Regions from separate parts of the Homo sapiens genome. Here all the other regions are linked to region 3. Evidence: chromatin loops called from intact Hi-C (ENCODE). Cell type or tissue: endothelial cell of umbilical vein. All regions are shown on one strand.

Region 1 (2,500 bases), 200 kb before region 3:
CAGTCAAGGAGAGGAAAGCTGCAAGAATGGGAGGAGGAGGTCACAATGCATTATGTTACAAAGAGGATATGTCAGATCAGTTCTGCAAGTGGCTATTGGGTGTGGCAGTTAAGAGATTTCTGATAACCCTAAGAAGAAAAGTGGCTACTGAGGATGAGTGGAGGCAGTAGACATTTTTTTTTTTTTTTTTTTGAGACGGAGTTTTGCTCTGTCGCCCAGGCTGGAGTGCAGTGGTGTGATCTCAGCTCACTGCAAGCTCCGCCTCCCAGGTTCACCCCATTCTCCTGCCTCAGCCTCCCGAGTAGCTGGGACTACAGGCGCCCAATAACAAGACCGGCTAAATTTTTGTATTTTTAGTGGAGACGGGGTTTCACCGTGTTAGCCAGGATGGTCTCGATCTCCTGACCTCGTGATCCGCCCGCCTCGGGCTCGCAAAGTGCTGGGATTACAGGCGTGAGCCACCGTGCCTGGCCGGCAGTAGACATTTTGTGGTGGGCTGAGGAGTTTCTGGAAAGTGATGTACTAGAGAGAATAACGATGGATTGCTATTTGGTGTGTGAAGGAAAGATAGTGGAGGGGAATATGTGGTCAAGCGAAGGTTCTTTTAATGTGACAAGATAGTAGAAAGAACCAGAGAAAAAGGCAGAAGATAAAAAGAGTTTACGAAGGGGTGAATTATAAAGCAAAGTCCTAGAAGAGGTGGCGACAGTAAAATTCAAAGCATATTAAAGAGTTTAAAACCTAGGGAAGAAAAATAAAGGCACAATACTTTTGATATAGATGATTAGTATTTTTCTCTTATCAATAATGTTCCCAAGAATAATATCTCTCCTTTTCCTTAACAAAATAGAGTGGCAGGCCCTGATATACTCTCGTTTCTACAAGTTAATAATTTTCTTTTTCTCTTCAAGAAATTTATTTGTGATTAATGTAAATAGTTGATTATTCAGATGAAGCTTCCAACTGGAAGTTATTTTATTGCAGTTCATTACAGGGTATATTCAGAAAATGGAAGTCAGGGATAACGGGGCTCACCTCATGTTTTCAGCTATCCAACTGGATAACTGAAATTCCTGCATATGACTTATGTCCTTCAAGTTTACCAGCTTATCTCGGAATACATTTAGAGGGGAAGAGCAGGTGGTTGCAGGTAAATATAAGCTCAAAATCATTATCATTAGGAAATATCTTCCACTAAGAAGGCAAAGCCAATGTGGATTCGGCTGTCAAAAGAAAATCTCTTACTAATAGCTGAAATAACGATAGTTATCAGTAAACTAAACATTAAGGCTAGGTGACTTTCCTTTTAATAAGCACTTTTTTTTTGTTGCGAAATATTTCTTTACAAAATACCAATCAGTAAGGGCACTTTAGCAACCTCCCAGGTGCAGGTACACCCGAATTTCCAACAAGATTAGATATTTTCTCACCATTTCATCTGGTAAATAACACATGTTAAATATTTACATTTGGACTATAATCAATTTCCGGAATCTGAACTATGAGCTTAGTTTACTTAACCCCAAGTAGTTTCCAATACACATTCTTTACACATTCTCTTCCCTTTACCCTGTTCATGGGAATTATGTTCTATAGCTACCCGGCCACTATGGAATGTCTAGGGTTTTTCTTATCCCGCATGACTGGTTTATAATATTACTTCTTCGAAAATTAAAGTAGCATTAGTAGAGCACAGAACTAATAAATACAAATAAACACACACACACACACTCGTATATACACAAACATATATATCAAATTTTAATTTTCAAGATAATTTTTTCTTTTGTTTTTATTAAGTGATGACTGTCCTAGGTTTTCATAGAGTCATTAATTTTCTGAAAGACTCCAATTTTCAAACTATTTTTAAAAAATGTTAATGGTTTGTGTTTGGAGGAAACTATTTTCATAGCACTATATTTCATGCTTTATCTATCAAAACAGTGATTCAAATTTCCTTAGCAACCTAAGAAAAGAGCTGTATTATTTATGAGTTCTGTGTTTATCTCTCCCTAAGATTGCAGCTCTATGATCCAAAAACTAATGTTACTTCAGAAGACATTTGCCACATACTGTGTAAAATTAATCAGTTAGTTTTGGGCCAGAGCTTCCTATTTCATGTGTGGCATATTTGCTTTACCTAAAATGCCTTCATTTTTTCTGAGGTGATTATTTTTTAAGTGTAGAAAATAGCCAAACAAACTTAGAATTTATTGGTCAATGTAGCTTTTTTTTTCTTTTATTTTTTATTTATTTATTTGTTTTTTGTTGCCAGGCTGGAGTGCAGTGGCGCCATCTTGGCTCACTGCAACGTCTACCTCCCGGGTTCAAGCAATTGTCCTGTCTCAGCCTCCCAAGTAGCTGGGACTATAGGCCCGTGCCACTACGCCTGACTAATTTTTGTATTTTTAGTAGAGACAGGGTTTCACCATGTTGGCCAGGATGGTCTGGATCTCTTGACCTCGTGATCTGCCCACCTCAGCCTCCCAAAGTGCTGGGA
Region 2 (2,500 bases), 210 kb before region 3:
GTCTTGATTTTCTCTGGAATCACTGACCATATCAAATTAAGATGGGTATGTATTTTTTAGTTATCCTAACTCCCAGGGATATAAAAAGGTAACTAAACTTTAACATTGGCTATTGTAATGTTTTTCACTTCATAATGATTTGGGTGCATATATGGATATAATATATGATTTATTATATAAAATTATAAAGAAAATATTATAAATAATGAAATAGTATAGGACACATGTGTATATGCACATACAGAAACATGAAATATAGATGAATAGAGAAAGATTATGATAATAAATAATGAAAAACATGATTTATCTGAGCACTGCATAAATCAGTGTGTATCAGAATCATGGAAGACCTTGAGATTATTTTTTTGTTTGGTGTTGTTGGGGGTAGGGGATAAACTCCCAAAGTAAGTAGGAGCGATTCATATTCTTTGCCAAGGCTCAGAAAGAACTCACAAGTTTGTTGGCTTTCCTTTCCCTCCCTCCCTCATCGTCTGCCTGGGAAGCCCATGATTAGAAGCCTGGCGGGGTGGAGGGTGGTGGGGTGGTTTTAGGAGGGGCAAAATCCCAGTAAAACACGTCCATGAGAAAGCTCTCCTGGCCCTTGCCCCTAAATAGTGCTTTCCCATGAGTGCCAGGTACCTGGTGGGAGCTGCGCTGGGCCTCCCACAGGCACCCGAACTCTCCCATCTCCATTCCTCTGCCCTGCTTCTGGATTCGAGCTCTCCTGGGACCAGATGAAGCCCTCCCTCCCTTAGACTTCCACTTCACATTTCGAGCTCCAGCAGATCCCCTCGGTGTGTCTTCTTTACTCCTTGAGGGGCAGGAGCAGTTTGCTTTTCCTCTGAAATTCCCAGGGCTCTAAAGGCCCAGTGAATGTCAAAGATGGGGTAGGGGTCAACATAAACGCCTTGGGAGTCAAACACTAAACTCCAGCTGGTTCCTAGACCAAACTGTGATGCATCAGCCCTGGAGCCCTGTGGTCCTTCAGGTCCTTCGACTTTTGCAAGATGAACTTGAGAGTGTGGAGCAGGGGCCTGGAAGAAACTCTTAAGACCGTGAACTCAGGGACTTAACAATTCTAAGTGGTCTGTGAGTCCACCTTGATCCGGTTTCCAGCTTCCCTCTCCCTAATATATTTTAAAGTCCTGACACCCTGGCAGGGGATCTGGGGTCGAATGAGTTGGCAAAGAGAGTTCTCAGCAATCCCTCATGCTTGCCATGATCAGATGACTTTTCACAGACTGGAGCTGACCAGGAGTTGGGGGATATTTACTTTTAATCCTTTTATGTGTGTTCAGTACACCTTGTGTGGTTGGGTGTGGAAAGCGGGGGAGGGGGGATTTCCAGATCGAGTGAAACTCCCGTTCCATTGGTATTACCATGCTTGTGGGGTTGGCAGTTCTTTAAGTCTGCAAATAACTACAGAACACAATAGAGTCCTCCTCCCTTCCTCTCTCTCTCTTTCTTTTTTTTTTTTCTTTTCCTGCTTCCAAACGCCTTCTTCGAGGCTGAAGCTGGGCAGGTCTCCAGAGGTGCAGCAGCCACAACAATCCCGCAGTTCAAAGTTAAGCAGCAGTTGCACAACTTCCAGCAACTTTCTCAGCCGGCTACTAATGAGCTGAAAGCCAGGAACATCCGAGGAGAAGAGAAAGCTTCCAGCCCTCCTCCCTTCACCCTGGAAATCCAGACACCCCCACCCCCACCCTCAGATCACTTTAAGATAATTTCTTTATTCGTTTGCCCGACAGACCATGGCTCCCTTTGGAAGAAACTTGCTAAAGACTCGGCATAAAAACAGGTAAAGTCAAGCGTGTGAGTAAGTGTGTGTGTGTCTCTGTGTGTGTGTGTGTCTTGTGTGTGTACTCTGGACCCTACCTGTGAAAGTATGTGTTTTGTGGTTGTTAGATTCTGATAAAAAAAGGCTTCGTGGGGACACAGTCCTAGCCTAAGGAGTTAGGCTAGTATGAATACCTAGATAGTAAGGATATTCTCCCAGTATTGATGATGGGAGTGACCAGCTCAAGGATCGCAGAGAATAAAGAGTGATTATATTTGACTCCTTTCTCCCCTTTTGACCAGTCCTGTTTCCACAACTAGCAACATAAACAGTTTCTTTTTTTGTTGCCCTGGGCATTTGAGGGTAGTACAATAAAAAGTGTCATTTTGTTTCAACAGAACTTTAGAATATTGTAGAAATAATTAAAACTTTGATAAAGATGTAACTAGTATTTATAGCCACTAAGTAGGATGAAAAATAAAACTGCTGATACAATTCAGAAACAATGCTTTGGCTCCCCTGAGAGTGAGGCATTCCTGAAACCTGGAATGTTCCCAAAGTGGAAACACTCTGGAGAGAAACTTTGTTTGAATTGATTCTTTAAAAAATCTTTGAGAATTTTAGGTAGTTTTAAGCACTAAAGAAGGATTCAAGCAGCTATCCTCTCTAATCCTTATTATTACTGTTTTACTTTGATTTGATTTGATATTTCAAGCTTGAAAT
Region 3 (2,500 bases):
ATGTGAAATATGAGAAAATGAGTGGGGTTGTGGATGATGTTAAGGTTTTGGCCCAGAACAACTATGTAAATTGATACTGTTACTACCAATTGAGATGTGGAGAGCTGTGCATGTAGCAAGTCTCAGAAGGAGGTGAATCAAGAGCATAAATTAGTTCAAAATAGATACGATCAAACATAAGCCCCTTTAGGCAAGTAAAATGATTCATAGATTTGAAACCGTAGAATGAATGTGAATAAGAGCTAACAGACTTTGTTCTAGTGGAATTGAAAATTAGTGGTGTTCTTCTTTGTTACCACAAAATAGTAATTTCATATATTATGTTAATTTACATAAATTATGATATTTGACAATCTCTACGTATTTTACTAAACAATTTCACACATGCAGTTAAGAAGTTATCCTTTTTATTGTATAAAATTCTGAGGAAAAACATTCCTCAAGAATTGACAAATAATTTTGTGCTGTTGGAAGATTCATTGTGCCTAACATTTATGCTCTTTCCAACTTCTGTTGGCTTACTAGATTTGTGTGGGCTATGAATCCTCCCCACTGGATAATAAAATGTAATTTATTTTTATTTTTATTGAGTAGAATTTATTATTTTATTCACCCAAATTGGAATTAAACTGACATTTACATGCCAATATAAAATGACTTGTGTAGGCCAGGTGTGATGGCTCACATCTGTAATCCCAGCACTTTGTGAGGCCAAGGTGGGAGGATTGCTTCAGCCCAGGATTTCAAGACCAGGCCTAGCATTATAGCAAAACTCTATCTCTACCAAAAAAAAAAATAAATAAATAAAAATTAGCCAGGCATGGTATCATGTGCCTGTAGTCCCAGCTACTCAGAAGACTGAGGTGGGAGGATTGCTTGAGCCTGGGAGGTCGAGGCTGCAGTAAGCCAAGTTCACACCATTGCCCCTCAGCCTGGGAAACAGAGTGAGACACTGTCTCAAAAAAACAAATAAATGAATAACTTGTGCAAACCAATTTCATACCTAGTATAAAGAATCTTCTTAAACTACTAAAGGGATCAAATGTTTCCCACAGACACTGCAGTACACAACTATATACAGGTGAAAAACTGTATCTCATTTTAAGCATGGCAAGGATACAAAAATAAACACCCCATGATTCCAACCCCCAACAATTAACAGTAGAGGAGATTAGGCAGTCTAGAGGAAACCCAAGGAAGACTGTACTAAGAGCTTAATTGGAAAAATAACTTTTCTTGGGGGTGAGAGGAAGTGACTAATTCTGACAAAGTGATTGCAACAGCAGAGGGTAGCCCAGATAAGGTTGGGATTAGTCATGATAATAACTTCACTTTATTAAAATTATATTTAGGATTAAATTTCTTCTAGGCATTCATTCTTGTTTGACTTTCTATATTACTTATAGAACCAATTTATTGAACTAGTTAGACTAGGTTAGGTACAGGCAGAATGCAGCTGTATTTTTTTTCACCTCTACTTTTTGAATTTTATCTGAAGATGTTTTTTCTTTTTCCTAATGAAGTTGGATAGATTCCACAGCTTTTAGAAAATTTTCAAATAGCAAAAAAACCAGGTCATTCTCTATAAAAATACACACCATTATCTAATGGAAAACTTCTCTCCTACTTCAGTTTACATCTGTCACATGCTATACTGGGGGAGAAAATGCAGGGTTGACAATATTTTTTCACTTGATATGCTTTTTATCTAATTCTCTGGCAGTTCTTACCTCATATTTTGCTCTGTATTTACATTTCTTACCTCATATTTCTGATCTCTGCAGTGTCAAGTACAGGAGAGCAGAGAAGTGGTACAGGGGCAAAAAGGCCAGATGTGACGGGTTCAGTTGTAACTTAGTATCAGGCCTTCATGTTGGATGCCGGTTTTTTTTCTTCCAGCATGCTTTGTGGTTTAATTGGTAAAAGGCAATGTTTATTATGGAGATGAAGCTTATATGAAGGGCTCGGAAGAGCTGGTAGAGTCAATTCCCAACGCTGTATTCAGTGGCTTTATCACGGTAGCTTGAAACCATACGTTGGAAATACTTATATCATGGAAATTAGAAAATGATACAAATTAGGGCTTTAAATATTTTTTGGAGGAATGGGTTAGATATCAATGTCTAATCACATTTTCTTGGGCATTTCTTATAGGAATAAGGATAAGTTATAGGTTAATGCTGAAGGGGCAGTTTTTTAACTACTCCATTATAAGTGTTTTTCACATTGTTTAGATCAATGCTGTCCAACAGAACTTTCTACAATGAAGGAAATATTCTATATTACACTGTTCAATATGAGAAACATTAGTCAAACATGACTATTGTGCACTTCAGATGTGACTAGTACAATTGGAGGACTTAATTTTTAATTTTACTTCATTTTAATGCTTTTACATTTGAACTTAAATGGATGCGTGTGACCAGTGACTACAGTATTACACGGTGCAGGTCTAGAGGACCTCTAAGTCTTCTTTAGGTGGCCTCTCAACCTTCTTTAT

What was found. A loop is a pair of places that touch in the nucleus more often than their neighbours do. Peaks named below come from ENCODE experiments on the same cell type or tissue, not always from the same donor. Only the 100,000 strongest peaks of a DNase experiment are listed, where the experiment ranks them.
Region 1: a loop joins it to region 3, with 7 times the contacts of the local background. A loop is called at or near these places in 1 of 110 quality-filtered maps.
Region 2: it touches region 3 in a loop (3-fold over the local background); 1 of 110 quality-filtered maps calls a loop at or near these places.

The regions. Positions count from the first base shown.
Region 1 is chr12:85,820,892-85,823,391 of GRCh38, reverse strand. The region is part of intron 1 of RASSF9 (Ras association domain family member 9); the gene reads left to right. Among named protein-coding and RNA genes, the nearest start is that of RASSF9, 14 kb to the left of the region's middle. In endothelial cell of umbilical vein, no CTCF peak of the experiment used is centred here; DNase peaks (open chromatin) are centred at 1,461 and 1,961; H3K27ac peaks cover 1,495 bases.
Region 2 is chr12:85,835,453-85,837,952 of GRCh38, reverse strand. RASSF9 (Ras association domain family member 9) reads left to right here and starts at 1,544. Exons shown (of 2, transcript NM_005447.4): 1 at 1,544-1,798. The coding sequence starts at 1,752. In endothelial cell of umbilical vein, no CTCF peak of the experiment used is centred here; DNase peaks (open chromatin) are centred at 1,532, 1,872 and 2,382; H3K4me3 peaks cover 1,206 bases; H3K27ac peaks cover 978 bases.
Region 3 is chr12:85,625,364-85,627,863 of GRCh38, reverse strand. No RefSeq gene overlaps it. Among named protein-coding and RNA genes, the nearest start is that of RASSF9, 210 kb to the left of the region's middle. RefSeq lists an enhancer at 907-2,106. In endothelial cell of umbilical vein, no CTCF peak of the experiment used is centred here; DNase peaks (open chromatin) are centred at 43 and 1,213; H3K27ac peaks cover 2,314 bases.